Linked DNA regions of Homo sapiens: region 1 is linked to region 2. Evidence: chromatin loops called from intact Hi-C (ENCODE). Cell type or tissue: MCF 10A. All regions are shown on one strand. Links, peaks and the distances in the headings refer to the core of each region. The heading gives the core; the rest is flanking DNA. Region 1 overlaps XPR1 (xenotropic and polytropic retrovirus receptor 1). Region 2 has its middle 8.6 kb from the start of LINC01732.

Region 1 (9,527 bases), core at 1,633-6,632, 390 kb after region 2:
GTTGAGACAGCACCTAGCTGTGTCACCTAGGCTGAAGTGCAGTGGCACATTCATGGCTCACTACAGCCTCAACCTCCCAGGCTCAATCGATCCTCCCACCTTAGCCTCCCTAGTAGCTGGGACCACAGGAAATAGATTATCTATACCAGTATATAGAATGATTAAGCCTTTCACTTCAGTTATGAGAAGCTTATAGAATGCTCATTTACAGAACATCAATTTCTATTATAAGATGTTTCCTATAATGTACCTGCTGAATAATGTTAGAAATCAGTAACTCTGAATTGGAGAATCAGAGAATTTCAGCATTCAAAAATCAACGAGCCCAATATTGTTATTTTATAGATGAGAAAACTGAGGTACAAAGAGCCTAGGTGACATGAGTTTTCCCCACCCCAATATCAATATAAGTTTTATAGAAAAATCACTGTATTTTATTATCAAATAAGGAATATAAACATATTAACTGTATAAAAGTGACTACTACGTGCTACATGGGTATTATGAAGTGAACTGTGTACCCAAAATCATATGTGGGAGCCCTAACCCCACAATGTGACTTGTATTTGGAGACAGGGCCTTTAAAGAGGCAACTAAGGTTAAATGAGGACTTAAGGCTAATGGAGCCTTAATCCCACAAAACTAATGTTCCTATAAAAAAAGAGACACCAGAGATTCCCCCACTGCCCCCGCCCAACACACACGTATGTTCTCTCTCTTTCTCTCTCTCTGTCTCTTTCTCTCTCTGCCTCCCTCACTCCAATCACACACAGAGGATAGGCCATGTTTGGGGAAATGCTTGCAAAGAAGAAAAGAGGCCTTACTAGAAACGAATTCTGCCTGAATCTTGATCATGGACTTTCAAGCCTCCAGAAATACGAGAAAACAAATTTCTGTTGTTTAAAGCACCCAGTCTGTAGTATTCTGCTATGGCAGTCTGAGTAGACTAATACAATGGGCTAAATATGTCCTGAATTCAATAATTAGTCACAAAAGACTAAGCCTAGTTCAGAGAGAGCAAGCATAAATAAGTACAAATCTTAGAAAGATATATCAACAATTGTAAGATTAGCAGTAACAGAAAAAAGGAAGTCAAACGAGAGAAAAAAAATAAAAAACAGGTAAAGAATGACTTTGAGAACACTGTCTTAGAGATTCCTTTGCTCTGAGTTAAATAAATATTAAATCAGTGAGTTATACTAAAATAGAGACACACAGTTACACTGAGAGAGAGAGAAAGAGAGACTGATTTCTTTGTCATCTCTATAATTGTCTTATCTCCACCTTGCATTTGTGGATGACAGACAATTGCTTTCTCATCCACCCCGCAAATTACTGTTAATAGAAAATGATTCTTCGCTTGAACCTAGGAGGCAGAGTTTGCAGTGAGCCGAGTTCGTGCCACCGCACTCCAGCCTGGGCATCAGAGACTGTCTCAAAAAGAAAATGATTCTTAGGAGATATACCTAATGCTAAATGACGAGTTAATGGGTGCAGCACACCAACATGGCACATGTATACATATGTAACAAGTCTGCACGTTGTACACATGTACCCTAAAAGTTAAAGTATAATAATAATAAAATTTTAAAAAAAAGCAAACAAGTGAGAAAATTGGAGTGAAGGGAAAATAAAACCAGGGGTGTTTAAAAAAAAAAAAAGAGTACCAATCAAGGTAAAATACTCCTATTGCATAGCAGCCACCATCAAGTGCTTTTTACAGCAACATTCAGGAATATTTTTATTTTTATACTAATAATGTCATCAAGCTTTTTCATGCAATCTTTGGGTTAAATACATAAAAGGCCAATCTTCTCAAAAACCATTTATTTAAAACCACTATCAACACCATCAAATATCTTTAATGTTCCATTCAAATTTTCATTACTATTCTCAATTTTCTTAATTTCCAGATCTGTGAGACATGGAGGATGGGGATTATGTCTTTTTTTAAATCTGTATAGACGACATACCCAACATAATGTCTGGTACACAGTATGTGCTCCACACACTATTTTTAAAATTGTAAATGTTGAAACAATGTTCATATTTTGTGAAAAATATGATACTTTATTAAAGTAAAAAAAAAACAACACTCCAACAATTGGATAGTCACATGCAAAAGAATGAAGTTAGACTCCCACACGGATACAAAAATTAAGTCAAAAGTGATCAAAGACCTAAATGTAAGAGCTAAAACTACATGAGCTCTTAGAAGAAAACACAAGTATAAATCTTCCTGACCTCAGATGGGGCAATGGTTTCTTAGATATGACACCAAACACATAAGCAACAAATAAAAAAATTGATAGATTGAACTTTATCAAAATTAAAAACTTTTCTGCTTAAAAGGGCACTATCAAAAAAGTAAAAAGACAAACACAATGGGAGAAAACATTTGCAAACCCATATCAGGACTATCTGACAAGGGTTTAGTATCCAGAATACAAAAGGACTTTCAACTCTTGCATCTCTTTTTTTTTTTTTTTGAGACAGAGTCTTGCTCTGTTGCCCAGGTTGGAGTGCAGTGGCACGATCTCTGCTCACTGCAAGCTCCGCCTCCCAGGTTCACGCCATTCTCCTGCCTCAGCCTCCCCAGTAGTTGGGACTACAGGTGCCCACCACCAAGCCTGGCTAATTTTTTGTATTTTTAGTAGAGATGGGGTTTCACCATGTTAGCCAGGATGGAACTCTTGCATCTCTTTTAGAAAATATGTCAAAAAGACTCCTCTAACTCAACAATAAGACATATAACCAAATTTTTAAAAATGGACAAAGAATCTGAATAGACATTTCTCCAAAGAAGACACACAAATGACCAATAAGTACATGAAAATATTTCAACACATCAGTCATTAGTGAAATGCAAATCAAAAGACAATGAGATACCATTTCATACCCACTAGAATAGCTATAATTTAAAAAGGCAATAACAAGTGTTGGTAAGAATATGCAGAAATTAGAACCCTCATATATCACTGGTAGGAATGTTAAATGATGTAGCCACTTGGGAAAACAGTTCGGTAGTTCCTCAAAAAGTTAAAAATAGATTACCATATGATTCAACAATTCTACTTCTAGGTACATACCCAAGAGAAGTAAAAACATATGTTCACAGAAAAACTCATATATGAATGTTCAGAGCAGCATTATTTATAATATCAAAAAGTAGAAACAACCCAATGGATAAATGGATAAACAAAATGTAGCATATCCATACAATTGAATATAATTCAGCCACAGAAAAGAATAATGTACTGTTCCATGCTACAACATGGATGAACTCTGAAAATATTATGCTAAGAGAGAAGCCAGATAGTTAAGATCACATGTTGTACGAATCCATTTATATGAAATGTCCAGAATATGCAAATCCATAGAGACAGAAAGTAGAGTGGTGGTTGGCAGGCAGGGGCTGGGGGTAGGAGGAGCGGGGAGGGATGAAAATGTTCTTGAATTAGATAGTGGTGATGGCTGCACAAACTTGTGAATATATTAGAAACCTATGAATTATATCTTCCTTTTTTTCCCTCTCCCTCTCCCTCTCCCCCTCCCCCTCTTTTCTTTCCTTTCTGCCTCCCGGGTTCAAGTGATTCTCCTGCCTCAGCCTCCTGAGTAGCTGGGATTATAGGTGCCCACCACCACACCCAATTTTTGTATTTCTACTAGAGATGATGTTTCACCATGTTGGCCAGGCTGGTCTCTAACTCCTGACCTCAGGTGATCTACCTGCCTCAGCCTCCCAAAATGCTGGGATTACAGGTATGAACCACCATGCCCAGCCTTGAATTATACACTTTAAAAGAGTGAATTTTATATGTGAATTATATTAATAATATGTATTTATTCAACAAATAATAATTGTACCTATTAGATGCCAGGCTCTCTATTAAATGCTAGGGATATGATGAATGAGATAAATGTAGGTCCTGCCCTCACACAGTTTACATTCTAGTGACTGAGACAGAAAGAAATCTACACAAGTAAACAAAGAATTATAGACTATAAAAAGTGAATGAAGACAACAAATAGGGTGATGAGATAGAGTGTAAGAACTGGGATGGATGGCTATCCTTTCTGGCAGAGTAAGAAATGATCAGAAAAGATCTCTTTTTAAGAGATGACATTTAATCTAAGACTGAACCTAAAGGATAAGAAAGAACAAGGATAAAATAATTCCCAACAGAGGGAACAGCATGTTAGAAAAGAAACTGAGATGCCTAAAGAACTGAAAGCAGCTCACAATGTTACTGCCACCAGGTGGTGATAGGAGGTGAGGTCAGGGAGGCAGGTAAAGGCCCTTTCACGCACAAAGCCCATGTTATGAAGTTTGAACTCTATTCTAAGTGCCATGGAAAATATTGATGAGTTTTAGGGGGAAGCCTAAATAGGAGAATTAGTTTCTGTTTTATTAAATGATAATTTTAAAATAGCAATTCCCAGGAAATTAGGTGTGCAAATGAAGGAGGAGGAGAAATATTCTATCCTCAAATAAATCTGGGAATTATGAGTATAAAGCACGATCAAACTGATTTTTTTTAAGGTAGTAGTTCTCACTCTTAGGTGGGTTGTCTTTCAGGGGACAAAGGGACATTTGGCAATATCTGGAGATACTTGTGGTTGTCACAGCTGGACAACCACGAGTATGTTAGTGTTACTAGAGTCTAATGGGTAGGGGTCAAGGATGCTGCTAAATATTCTACAATTTCCAGGACAGCAATCCTTCCCACTACCTGCTCCAAACACAGACTTATCCGGTCCAAAATGTCAACAGTATCAAGGCTGAGAAACTCTGCTTTAAGGCAAAAGGAGCTTTACTATGCTAATATACACTGTTATTCTATGAGAAGTGGAACTAATACATTGTGTTTCCCAAAGTTATTTATAAGAATATAGTCCTTGGTGTAAAGGGGATATGACAGCAGAAAGATGAGGAAAGGGTTGTAGAATACCTATTAAAATCTGCAGGAATAGGTCAGGTGTGGTGGCTCATGCCTGTAATCCCAGTGCTTTGGGAGGCCGAGGTGGGAGAACTGCTTGAGCCCAGGAGTTGGAGACCAGTCTGGACAACTTAGGGAGACCCAGTCTCTAAAAAAATTTTTTTAAAAATTAGCTGGGTGTGGTAGCGTGCACCTGTGGTCCCAGCTACTTGGGAGGCTGAGGTGGGAGGATGGCTTTAGCCTGGGAGATGAAGGCTGCAGTGAGCTGTAATCACGTTATACTCTAGCCTGAGTGACAGACTAAGACCCTGTCTCAAAAAATAAAATTAAAATAAAAAAACAAGATCTCCTGAAACAGTATTCTGTGGAACACCAGTTTGAGAGGCACTAACTTTACTATCACCACTACCTCTTTGCATTTTAATTATATTCCCTACACAATAGTTTCTATGATTTCTTAGTTTCTCCTGCTTATGAGAGCAGATAAATAAAAATTAAATATATGACCATGCTCCATCAAATATAGAAAGAATATTTAGCACTACTGTTTCATGCTTGTACCAAAAAAAGGTGTGTGTTTTTTTAAGAGTGTGATTTATAAACTGAGAATAACTAACTTGAAATTCTTTTTTTCCAGATGCTATTACATCAACAGATGGGTAGATGAATTATATAAAGCATATGGCAAAGATTTCAAAGATAAAAAATGTTACTCTAAAATCACTGGTGTAGTAGAAATAGAGCTAAATCAGGAGTCATTCATTCAACAAGTACCAAGTCCCTCCTATGTACCAGGCAATGTGGCAGGGGTAGGGATACAGCGATAAGCAAAATAAACATAAATTCTGCCCTTTGACATTACAGTCTACAGTCTATCTGAGGAAAAAAACTTTAATCAAATAATCTCACAAATATACAAAGGGTAGAATAAAGGACTAGCCTTCTTCCTGAGACCAATGAGACATTTTTGAAGGATTTTAAGCAGAGAGAATAGTATGATCAAATATGCTTTCTAAATAAGGTTGTCGGGAGACCAGTGAGACGTAGTACAGTAGATACCACGGGAGAGATCACAATAGCCTCAACTAGGGTGAGGGCACTGGAGACAGAGAAGTGAAAAAATTCAAAAGATATTCTGGAGGTAAAATCAGTAGGTTTTAGTGCAGACTAGATATGGTTCTGTTGCCAACTACCTATATTAGCTTGAGCAAGTAACACTCTAGGCCTGTTTTCACTTTGAAAAATAAGGGCATTTGAATAGGTAATCTCTAAGTCTTTTCCTAATTGCAAATTTCTAACTAAAACTGCTAATTTCTGCAAAATGATTCTGAATATAACTAGGCTTAAGTAGTCCCTACACAAGATTTTCTGATCTGAGTCTATCTTAAGGTTTTATCAGGTGAGGTTTAACTAAATGTGTTTAAAATATTCTTGGTAGAACACACACAAAAAAGTCTTTTCACTTATAACAGTGACATGTAATTGAGAAAAAAATCAATCTCACTGGCACTAGATACAATACAATCCAAGCTATTTATTATCCCAATGAGTATTTACCTAATGTCTGCTAGGTAAAGAACAACAATAAATGAAATATCAATAAATAATTCAAACAAGGGCATAATTCATTAGTAAAGTGGGAGGAATGTAACAGTGGTTTTCAAATGATTTTTGCCCTTGTAACTTCTAAAATAATTTTGAATAACTATCTTGCAATTGTTAAGTCATGATAACTGATTTTGAACACATTTAAATAATTATAAACAATGTAATTTCTGGTACCCTGCAATCATTTACATTTTAAAATACAAGGACTTTGTTTTAATTGTATAATGGAAATTGTATAATTTCCATTATACAATTATTCCATTATACAATCCAATTGTATAATTATACAATTATACAATTTCCAAAATTATAATGGAAATTAAATGCCATAATAATTCAATAACTACTTGAATTAATTCAATAACTACTTTATGTATTTGGTTTCATCTTATAGACATAAATGTTAAGAAATATTGTTAACATAAATAAGTAGATCAGAATGAAAGTTTGTTGCAGCAATGTCAATCTTTGAATGCCTATGTATTTTCCAAAAGCCACATGGTGATTATTGAAAATTAATTTTAATGATAAATAAGCTTACAATTAAGTCTTCTTTCAGTTTCAGTGAAAACAAAAAACTGGACTTGCAAAGGATTTGTTACCCTGTTACTCACTTTCTTAATACCTACAATGAGTATTTGAGTATTTCAGAGAATTCCTTTGTTTGGGATCCAAAATGGCAACAACGTATCACAGCAAAATTTAGATTGCGTAAGAGACAAGCCTTTCTTTTATAAAGTCAAGGAAAGGCAATTTGAAAGAGGACTTCTTGACTGTAGACTAATTATTCAGACCAATCAATTTCAGGAATTAGTACATATGTAAATGAATATATCCACATATATCTGGATATAAATCTGGAAATGAATTCTCTTAAAGGACAATAAAAAGGGGATTTTTTTTTCCAGCACTCTTCTCCATTTAACAAATATGACAAAATACTACTTTGTATACAGATGACAGTTTCAAGAGAATTAGGTATTTTTAACTGAAGGCCTTTTATTTTCTAATTCTGTTAGCTAATTAATCACTTTATATACCACAAAGTATACCATTATTTAAAGTCATTTTGTTAAGTAAATCTATCTAGTTAGATCCACTTTTAACTAAACTATTAGTAATCCTAGTTCTTTTTCACTCTTGCAAAGCAACAGATCAAAATTATTATTAAGACTGAAGTTACAATAAACAAAGCAAACAAAAGATATCTGAGGATAATCCAAGATGAATACTATTATTAACTTAACTGAATTCTCAGTCTTTTTTTCAATTTTTTTTCATTTTTATATAGAGACAGGGTCTTGCTTTGTTGCCCAGTCTGGTCTCAAAACTCCTGGGCTCAAGGGATCCCCCTGCCTCAGCCTCCCAAAGTGCTGGGATTACAGGTGGGAGCCATGGTGCTCGGCCCTGACTGCTCAGTCTCACTGTTGCAAAGATGAGTAAAACAATGAACCATAAGAGTCTTAACTACTCTGGTGACTTACTCCAGGGAAAAAGCTTTCAAAGAATGATAGGCAGGTAACCATCTCATTTCTCTCCAAACTGCCAAGCATATATGTAATGTTGTGGTTTGAATGTGTCCCCCCAAATTCATGATAAAGCTTAATCACCCATGCCATAGTATTTAGAGGTGGGGCTTTAAGAGGTGTTTAGGTGAATGGGATTAGTGACGTTATAAAAGAGGCTGAAGAAATCTCCCTAGTCCCTTTCATCCTTTCTGCCATGTAAGGACATAGTGTTGGACCCCTCCAGAGGACACAACAACAAGATGCCATCTTGGAAGCAGAAGGCAAGCCTTTATCAGGCACTACGTCTGTTGGTGCCTTGATCCTGGACTTCCCAGCCTCCAGAACTATGAGAAATAAATTTCTATTATTTATATATTACCCAGACTAAAGTATTTTGTTATAGCAGAAAGGATGGACTAAGACATATAGCTAAAGAGAAAACACATTTATGATGAACATCAATATTGGTCAGATATAAAAAGATAGGAAAGACAGGCCAGACGTGGTGGCTGACACCTGTAATCCCAGCACTTTGGGCGGCCGAGGCAGGCAGATCACGAGGTCAGGAGATTGAGACTACCCTGGCTAACACGGTGAAACCCCATCTCTACTAAATATACAAAAAAACAAACAAACAAAAAAATTAGCTGGGCATGGTGGCGGGTGCCTGTAGTCCCAGCTACTAGGGAGGCTGAGGCAGGAGAATGGCATGAACCCGGGAGGCGGAGCTTGCAGTGAGCCGAGATCACGCCACTGCACTCCAGCCTGGGCGACAGACCAAGACTTCCATCTCAAAAAAAAAAAAAAAAAAAAAAAGATAGGAAAGACAGATTTCTTTTTTTAAAAAAAGTATTAAAAAATCCAGATATGGGTTATCCTTTGTTAATTCTTTAACATCCATAAACTACATCTTTGTTGCAAAATTCCTGCAATATTCTCTTTTATTCTGATTTCACAGCAACATAACCAAATAAAGAAAATTAAGTTCTTAGCTCAAATTCCCTCAAAGCCAGGGTTTTATATACTTCTCTCTTCCTCTATATTCTGGGACATTTCAGTATTCTTCAAATTAGACCAGAAATGCAGCCACTTGTTTGTCTGATAAAGACACTCTTCCAATGACTAAAAGAAAATTGATAAAATACATCACAGAATCATACTGAGAAAGATGACAGAACAAAGCAAATGTATATAAAACAATGAAATTAAGGAAACAACTGACTATGAAAATGCAATTTTTAAAAAAAGTTTAGTGATTATATATTTAAATAGAAGATCTGGACAAGTGGTAAAATCTCTATTTTCTTGAGGAAAACAGAACACATTCTATTCGATTAATAAACCTTAACTAATTTCTAATGTAAAATCACAGTTTTGGCTCTTAATTACATATAGACAAATTTATCATCTAAGCAACTGAAGCATACTTTATAGCTGCATTGCTCTTAAAGCAAAACATGGAGGGAAAAAG
Region 2 (9,527 bases), core at 1,709-6,708:
TTCTGAGGTACTGGAGGTTAGGACTTCAACATATCTTTCTGTGGGGACACAGTTCAAGGGTTGGTAAACGTTTCAAGGGTTGGACACAGGAAAGGGTTGGTAAACATTTTCTGGAAAAAGCCAGATAGTAATATTTTAGACTTGTGAGCCACTGTCTCTGTCACAGCTACGCACTTCTGCTGTGGCAGCCTGAAAGCAGCCATAGACAATACATAAATGAATAAGCCTGGCTTGTTCCAATAAAACTTTATTTATAACAATAAGTTGTGGGCTAGATGTGGTTGGCAGGCCATAGTCTGCCAATCCCTAGGTTAGAACACCAATTTTAAAACAAGGAAAAAGAGTTTCTGCAGCCTTTCTGAAAGAGGGGACTCAGTCAGGGAACCAGAGATTCGGAGCAAAATCTGAGTCCCCAGAAGTGCTAAGAGGGGAGTCAAGGAAACTCCTGGGGTTTAAGAACGTGGACTCAAAATGCGGGAGGAAGACAGGGCACCCTGGAGGAGTTCCACAGAAGGCCCTTGGCTTGCCCACAGGCACTAAAGGCTGATCTTACAGCTGAGGAAACTGAGGCACCAAACGATCAAGTGACTTGCCAAAAGACACAGCTAGTAGAGGAAGGATTCCATCCCAATCAATGTGATTCCAGGGGCTGAGCTTGTAACCACTAGCAATTACTCCAGAGGACAAAGAAACAACAGAGGATCAGGCACTGGGAGCTGGGTGTCTCAGGCCGAGTTCTTCAGGGGTTGGAGTCACAAGGGTGGAACACAAGGGGGCCAGGGAGTTAGAAAGGGCCAGTAGAAAGCAGCAGCGTGTCAGTCATTAGAATGTGCGGGCATCAGCCTTGCTGTCTAAACATCATCAGGAGGGTCTTTACCAATACCCCCCACGGAACAAAGCTATAACACCTCTCCCGCAGAAGCAGTGGAGATGGGCGCTCTTACTCTGAGTTAACAAAGGTCTTATGAGTTGTGTTCAACATAAACTAATAAATACATACTCAGGGAATCAGTTCACCAGGATTGTAAAGAAATAAAAATAGAAACAAGGTCAGGTACTAATGGGAAGATGCTAATTGTGCTCTGTCATGGAACCTCACCCTTGTTGGCCTGTCATCTTCACACTTCATTGAAAATCCATTAAAACGATTGTGAGGCCATTAACCCTGACTTTCAGGCAGAAGCTTCCCTTGGGCGCAGTTGTGTGACTAGGGTTCTTTCATTAATATTTAGTGTAATTGCTTGAGAGCCGGATAATTGTGATTACAGACTGCCACTTAAATATGGAAGGGGAGCATGAAGATGGGATCTTTTCTTTGCATCTTTTTTATTTTTAATATGTGTGGAATCATCTCCCTCAGGCAAGATAATATATTAAAACTTGAATTTTTAAAACAAAGAGAGGGCTGATTACTCGGTCTACAAAAGAATTCACCACAGGATTCCTTAAATTGTGAGCTCCCAGAGCAATCAAAATTATTTGATTTACAAAATTTCAATCTGCTGGCATCTTTTCCATATTATGACTCTACCATAAAGGTTATATTTGAAAAAAGAAACACAGCTACTAATGAGTGCCGTAGAGGCTGCTGAGTGGAGAATTAAGGCCTGCATTTATAAACAGGGTGACCAGAAGACATACCTTAAGGACACCTTGAAATTCAGCCTTGATGCCTGGGATAGGACTGTGACTTGCTAGGACATGCAGTCAGACAGATGAACCAAGGGGGACACCAATTAGAGATGAGAGGACCCTGAGACCAGTCTGCAACTTGGAGCAACTGCAAGAAGATGCTCCTTCCAGAGTACAGAGGGGAAAACTGCTGCTCCCAAAAAAGATTCTTCCCCCTCTGTCCCTCAGCCCCATGAAATGGGACAAACTGATCCAGTACCACCTCAGATTTAGGCCTGTTAAAAGCCTGGGAGGATATTAACGACCTTCCCCATAAAACAGTGGCTTTCTCTTCTTATATTTTATCAGCTTCCATTGCTCTGCATTTAAAAGGAGGCACACAAAATTGCAATGCCATCCTCCAAGGTGTGTGGCAACAGCCAAGGTGAGTGGAACAAACGTGAACAATGTTTCTTCTGCTCTCACACCACCAACAACATCAATACAGAAGACTTTTGGCCGGGCTCAGTGGCTCAAGCTTATAATCCCAGCACTTTGGGAGGCCAAGCCAAGCAGATAGCTTGAGGCCAGGAGTTCGAGACCAACCTGGCCAACATGGTAAGAACCCCTTCTCTATTAAAAATACAAAAATGAGCCAGCTGTGGTGGTACACACCTGTAATCCCAGCAACTTGGGTGACTGAGGCATGAGAATTGCTTGAATCCAGGAGGCGGAGGTTGCACCACTGCATTCCAGCCTGGGTGACAGAGCAAGACTCTGTCTCAAAAAACAACAGACTTCTGTGACCAAATACTCGGTGGTTTTACCCCACCAACATGCAAGCAATCAATTCAGCAGCAGACGTGAGCTGCAGGGGTATCTTCCAATTCAATTCGGACACTGTCTACCTGGAGATAGCATCAGATCCCACAGGTTGAGGGCTCAGTCCCACAAGAATGCCTCCCTCTTCCTCCAGACACCAGTCACAGATCCTCAAGCTGGGCTTTCCACATTTCTTTAGGTTTGATTAATTTGCCAGAGTGGCTTACAGAACTCAGGGAAACATGTTTACCAGATTATGAAGGATATTACAAAGAATATAAACAAAGAGAGGCATAGGGCAAGGTATGGGGGAAGAAGCATGGAGCTTCCATACCTTCCCTGAGCACGCCACCCTCCAAGAACCTCCACGTGTTCGGCTATCCGGAAGTTCTCCGAACACTGTCTCTTTGGGTTTTTATGGAAGCTTCATTATGAGGCATGATTGATAAAGCCACTGGCCATTGGTGATCAACTTAAACTTCAGCTCCTCTCCCCTCCCCGGAGATTGCAAGAGCAAGGACGGAGTTTGGAAACCACCGCCCTTGACCTTTGCTGTCCAAAGCAGTAGCCACTAGTCCCATGTGGCTACCCACAATTGCAGTGAGGCTGGTCTGAACTGAGGTGTGCTATAAGTGTAAAATTCATACCAGATTTCAAAAACTTATCAAGAAAAGAATATACAATATCTGGTGAGTAATTTTTACATTGATTACATGTTGAAATGATAATATTTTAGATATATTCGGTTAAATAAATTATATCATTAAAATGAATTTAACATGTTTTTTATTTTTTAATGCGGCAACTAGAAAATTTTAAGTTACTATGTGGCTCATGTTATATTTCTGGGTTTTTTTTGTTTTTTTGTTTTTTTTGGAGATGGAGTCTCATCACCCAGACTGGAGTACAGTGGCACAATCACGGCTCACTGCAGCCTCAACCTCCCAGGCTCAAGTGATCCTCCTGCCTCAGACTCCCGAGTAGCTGGAACTACAGATGTGCACCACTACCGCTGGCTAATTTTTTTATTTTTTGTAGAGACAGGGTCTCGCTATGTTGCCCAGGCTGGTCTTAAACTGCTGGGCTCAAGCAATTCTCCTTCCTTACGCTCCCAAAGTGCTGGGATTACAGGCATGAGCCACCATGCCTGGCCTCAGCCCTGTGTGATATTTCTATGGGACAGTGGTGCTTAAATGATCAACTTCAATGGGAGAATGTGTGTACCTCTACATACAGAGGTAGATATATAGTTTCTGATTATATAAATAAATATAATATATTTGGCTTTGAAAGACCAAATAAACAGGACTTGAACTTTTTTTTCCATGAATGGTAGGAAAGTTATGACTATGAGAACCTTAATGTTTGCTATGAACGGCTTGGGGTGGCTTTACTCACTGTTCCAGACTACAGAGTTGATGCCTGGGTTGACCACTAGAGAGCAGTGGCGTATATAAAATGTGAGCGTTCACACAGCCATTAACTGTGAAGACACTCCGCCCAGCCCACATGCAGAGCCACTACAGGGTCGGCACTAGGTAATGATTAAAACCCATGCTCTTTCCCTCCCTTTTAAGTGCCATATGCCTGGGGAAGAAGAAAAGACTACAGAAAACTGGGTAGAACTAGAGCTGACCCTTAAACTGTGAGGCTCAGACAGCAGCAAAGCAGGAAGGCCATTCTGCGTGAAAAACATCAGATGTTCAAAGGCAAGTGTTCAAAGACCCAGGCGCGGAGTCACGTTTACCTTCCTGGCTCCGAGGCTATCAAAATGCGGGGCCTGAAGCAAGCCACTGGGCCTTGCTTCTGTAAGATGAGGTAGAGCTAGGTGAGCTTTAACATGTCCTCCAACGTCAGCATTGCAGCCATTCCAGAGTGAACCCCGCGGGCCTGCTGTTCCAATAGGTTTAATGGGGGACACAAACACCTTCCAGGCACAATGGTACTGTAAATCCATGCTTTAAGTGCCCCCCACCACTCCAAACACCTAGCAATAATACATAAGATATAAAAATTTTAAAAATGAAAGTCCAAGCCTTGCTCCGGAAGATCAGCATCTTGGCCGGGCGCAGTGGCTCACGCATGTAATCCCATCCCTTTGGGAGGCTGCTGCAGGTGGATCACCTAAGGTCAGGAGTTCGAGACCAGCCTAGGCAATATGGTGAAACCCTGTCTCTACTAAAAATATAAAAATTAGCTGGGCGTGGTGGCAAGTTCATGTACTGCCAGCTGCTCAGGAGGCTGAGGCATGAGAATCGCTTGAGCCCAGGAGGTTGCGGTGAGCCGAGATCACGCCATTGCATTCCAGGAAAAAAAAAAAAAAAAAAGATCAGCATCTCCAAGGATCAGAGAAACACAGAAATACAATTCTACAGCAGAAATGGTGCTATAGGTTCTCCAGGTCACCACTCAGGCAGAGGTGGCCAGGAGCTTTTCTCTTCTCTTGTGGTAAAAGGGGAACTATACATGGCCAGGGGTTCCCAGTCCAGAAACTGGGTGGGGCTTTCACACCCAAGAACCAGGAATATAAAATGCTGGGGCTGAGACTTATACAAAGCTTCTTATCCCAGTTGAAGAGGAACCTTGCCAAAGAGGTCCCCTGGCTCAGTGTTGGGATCAGCAACGTCCCCAAATCATGGCAGTATGGATACCTGAGCTGACAATTGAAAATCTGGTTCTGAATTGGGGGCTGCGAGGACCAAAAAGAAGCTACTGCAAAACCACTAGGTTGAAAGGGAATGAGCATAGAGAGAGACTAAAATTACTAATAATAACTCCCACAAGAGAAAGACTAAAAAGGCAGTCAAAAAATGTAATCTAAAAATGTAATGGTAGGAATTGAATTCACTTCAGAAGAAGTGAAAATGGTAGGGCAATGTGACACTGACTTTTTAAGGAATTGATTATTTATTTAGCAAATATTCTAAGCACCTACCATGTCCTAGACACTGTTTTAGGTGCTCAAGATACAATAATCAACAAAACAAGACTGCTGATATGGTTTGGTTCTGTGTCCCCACCCAAATCTCATCTTGAATTATAATCCTTTATAATCCCCACATGTCAAGGGAGGGACCAGGTGAGAGGTGCTTGGATCATGGGGGTGATTTTCCCATGCTGTTCTCATGATCGTGAGTGAGTTCTCACAAGATCTGATGGTTTTATAAGGCAGTTTTTCCTGCTCTTGCATGCTCTCTCTTCCCTGCCACCATGTAAGATGTGCCTCCTCCCCTTCCACCATGATTGTAAGTTTCCTGAGCCCTCCCCATCCATGCAGAACTGTGAGTCAATTGAACCTCTTTTCTTTATAAATCACCCAGTCTCAGGCAGTTCTTTATACCAGTGTGAAAACAGACTAATACAACTACCTTCTTGAAACTTACATTCTATGGAAGAGACAGAAAATTTTTTAAATTATGTAATATGTCAACTATTAAAAAGTGCTTGAAGAAATGTTTAGGATCCTCAAAGATATAAAGGAATGACTAACAACCATTTATAAAAACATAAACTATGAAACAATAAATAGGCAAACTAAAACAAAAGCAAGTTATAAAAGAGAACCAATTGAAATGAAAAATATAGGTATTAAAATACATAAACTCAGGCCAGCCACAGTGGCTCACTCCTATAATTCTAACATTTTGGGAAGCTGAGACAGGAGGATAGCTTGAGCCCAGGAGTTTGAGACCAGCCTGGGCAACATAGCAAGACCCCGTCTCTACAAATCATTTCAAAATTAGCCAGGCATAGTGGCGTGCACCTGTGGTCCCAGCTACTTGGGAGGCTGAGGTGGGAGAATTGCTTGAGCCTGGGCAATCAAGGCTGCAGTGAGCCATGATCACACCATTGCACTCCAGTCTGGGCAACAGAGTGATACTCAGTCTCAAAAAAAAAATACATAAACTCATAAGTATTGGATAAACTCTATGTTGTCATGGTAGAAGAGAGATCCACTAATTAGGAGGCAGTACTGTAGAAATCACCCATAATGCAACACAAAGAGGGAAAATGTATTTTTTTAAATATGAAAGGGCAGCTAAGAGATACAGAAGATACACTGACGGGCATCAACATACAGCTAATAGGAATTCCAGAAGAAAATAATAAAAGGAATGAGAGAGAAGTGATGTTCAAAGAGATAATATCTGAAGTTTTCCAGTATTAAAGTTAGAATTCACTAGATATGGATACATAGAAACTTGTATTTTCACTGTGATATAGCTAAGTGTCTATATATTACAGTGAAACTGTGAGACATCTCAGGATAAAGAAAAAAAATCTCATTGGGGGAAAAAAAAGATTATCTACAAAAAAAAAGAACACTGATGGGAGGAACATCATCAGAAACAGATGCCAGAAAACATGGGAGGAACTCACAAAGTGCCAAGAGAAAGTTACTATCAATATAGAATTTTATACCTAGCTAAACTGTTACTCATTCAAGAGTGAGAGGAAAATATATATACTTTTCTATAATAATTAAAAGAAATTATAGCCCATGTTCCAGGTAAAAAATTTATGTGGAATGACATCACATTGAAAATTACAAAAGTTTAGAACTAAACTACAAAAGCACTAAATATCTAAGCAATAATGACTATTGCTATGATGTATTGCTTCCAGCTGTGAGCCAGGCATTATATCATATTAGACATTTCCCAACTAGCATATCTCTTAGCCCTCAAAGTCATGTTATTAACTAGTTAGTGTTAACTCCTTTGTAAGAATTAAAAAAGCTTTTGGGAGAACAAGGTAACTATACTCTTATGAACTAAATGTTTGTGTCACTCAAAATTCATATGTTAAAATGCTAACTCCCAATGTGATGGTATTAGGAGGTAAAGCCTTTGGGAGGTAATTAGGCTTAAATGAAGTCATGAATGTTGGTCTTTCATAATGGGGTTAGTACCCTTATAAGAAGAGGAAGAGACTGTAGAGTTTCCTCTCTCTCTCTCTGTCATTTGAGGATACAGCAAGAAGGTGGCTGTCTGCAAGCCAGGAAGAGAGCCCTTACCAGACCTGAACATGTTGGTATCCTGATCTCAGACTTCCATCCTGAAAATTGTGAGAAACAAGTAAATGTCTGTTGCTTTAGCTGCCCAGTTTAGTATTCTCTTATAGCAATCTGAGCTAAGATGCATGCACAAAAATCTGGGTCTATATGAAGATAAGGAGCCAGTGAAGGTACAGATGGAATTTTATTGACACTTGAGAACAATAATAGGGGGCCTGAGCCAGGTACACACAGCTGTTTGACAGGGAGGAGGTGGACAGCATTCTAATTCAGAGGTATTTCATGCTAATGATTACTTTTCTCCTGCTTACCTTTCTCTAAGTCTAGCCCAAGCTTTCCTCATTTGAAATACAGTTGACCCTTAAACAACATGGGGTTGAACTGCTTGGGCCTACTTATATGCAGATTTTCTTCTGCCTCTGCCACTCCAAGACAAGACCAACCCCTTCTCTCCCACCTCCTCAGCCTACTTAATGTAAAGGCTATGAGGGTAAAGACTTTTATGATGATCTACGTCTACCTAATGAATAGTAAATGTATTCTCTCACTTACAACTTTCATAATAACATTTTCCTTTCTCTAGCTTACTTTATTGTATGAATATAGTTATAATACACATACAAATTATGGCCAGGTGTGGTGGCTCATGCCCATAATCCCAGCACTTTGGGAGACCAAGGCAAGTAGATTGTTTGAGCTCCAGAGTTCAAGACCAGCCTCGGCAACATAGTGAAACCCCATGTCCACAAAAAAATTAGCCAGGCATGGTGGCTCACACCTGTGATCCCAGCTACTCAGGAGACTGAGACAGGAGGATCACTTGAGCCCAGGAAGTTGAGGTTTCAGTGAACTGAGATCATGCCACTGTACTCCAGCCTGGGCAACAGAGCAAGATCCCATCTCTAAATAAATAAATAAAACAAATTATGTGTTAATTGACTGTGTTACTAGGGCCTCTGAACAGCCAGGCAAATACTTTAGCAAACCTCAGAGGTGCTGGTCTGATAGGTCCCGGAACTGGCTCCCCCTTCCTTGGAGGAAAATGTACCCCTTCTCTGAAATCAAAAAAGAGCACAGGGTGCTTTTCAGCATAACTAACAACCCCCAGGACTGGAAGAGGGGAGTCTTCTTGCTTCCTAACACTGACAGAATTAAGAGTAATGAGGAGACACTTCATTTCTCACTTGCACAGCCTCATGTGGAAATGAACTGAACAAAGTAAGTTTGCTGTTAAATCTTATTCTCTTGGATCTAGAATGCATTTCTCCTTATCCCCTCTCCTTCTCCCCCTGTCCCTTGCCCCCACTTCTCCACCCCCAGTGTCCTCTAAATCCTGGGCACACCTTCCCCACTCCCAGCCTGCAACCCCAGGCATCTGGCTGGTGATGCACCACACAGCCTCGTCCTTCCCAGCCCAGCTCGTCTGGTGTCCCAGCTGCTCATTTTCTCAGCCACTACCCAGGCTAGCACCCGAGTTTGCAGCAGACCTTGTGTAGACCATCCTGCCCGGGTGACAGCTCTCCCCAGGCCTCCTCACAGAAGATGCAGCTGTCTTCCTGAGTGGCCACGTGTGGACTGCATCATCTTCCGGTGCTCATGACTCCCAGTTGCTTATTACATAAAACCCAGCCTCCTTAGCAGAAGCTTGCGTCTTCTTTCAGCCTCACCTCACCCCTTCCTTCCCCCATCACTGTTTTTCCTGGGCTGTGCTCTCCACCCCACACATGATGCAAGGCCACCAGCGCCCTCCCTCCTCTGATAGCTGGCTTCAAACTCTGACCCCAACCCGCTCCCTGCCTCTCCTTTGCGACCCCCTCATGGCTCCTCTGATATCCCCTCCAGCGCCCCCTACACCCAACATCTAGGTCCTCGGAGCTCTCCAGAAGCATGGACCATCTGCCTCACTCTTCTCCATGCCCCTTAATTCCATTGTCAGTCCCTAATAGGAAACAGAAACTGAAAGAACCATGACTGTGCCCAGCTTGCCACAGGCCTCAGCCCACTGTGCCCAGTACCTCCCCGGTACCCAGGAGAGAAAGCTAGCAGATTCTGGCTAGCAGAAACTGCTTGTCCAATG

What was found. A loop is a pair of places that touch in the nucleus more often than their neighbours do. Peaks named below come from ENCODE experiments on the same cell type or tissue, not always from the same donor. Only the 100,000 strongest peaks of a DNase experiment are listed, where the experiment ranks them.
Region 1: it touches region 2 in a loop (7-fold over the local background); 3 of 110 quality-filtered maps call a loop at or near these places.

What each region holds. Positions count from the first base shown.
Region 1 is chr1:180,773,730-180,783,256 of GRCh38, reverse strand. All of the region lies in intron 2 of XPR1 (xenotropic and polytropic retrovirus receptor 1), which reads right to left. Among named protein-coding and RNA genes, the nearest start is that of LINC02816, 130 kb to the left of the region's middle. RefSeq lists a silencer at 1,177-1,377. In MCF 10A, for the core only: a CTCF peak has its summit at 4,306; a DNase peak (open chromatin) is centred at 4,256.
Region 2 is chr1:181,161,110-181,170,636 of GRCh38, reverse strand. No RefSeq gene overlaps it. Among named protein-coding and RNA genes, the nearest start is that of LINC01732, 8.6 kb to the left of the region's middle. RefSeq lists silencers at 3,776-3,845, 3,856-3,905. In MCF 10A, for the core only: a CTCF peak has its summit at 3,862 (motif pointing right); a DNase peak (open chromatin) is centred at 3,886.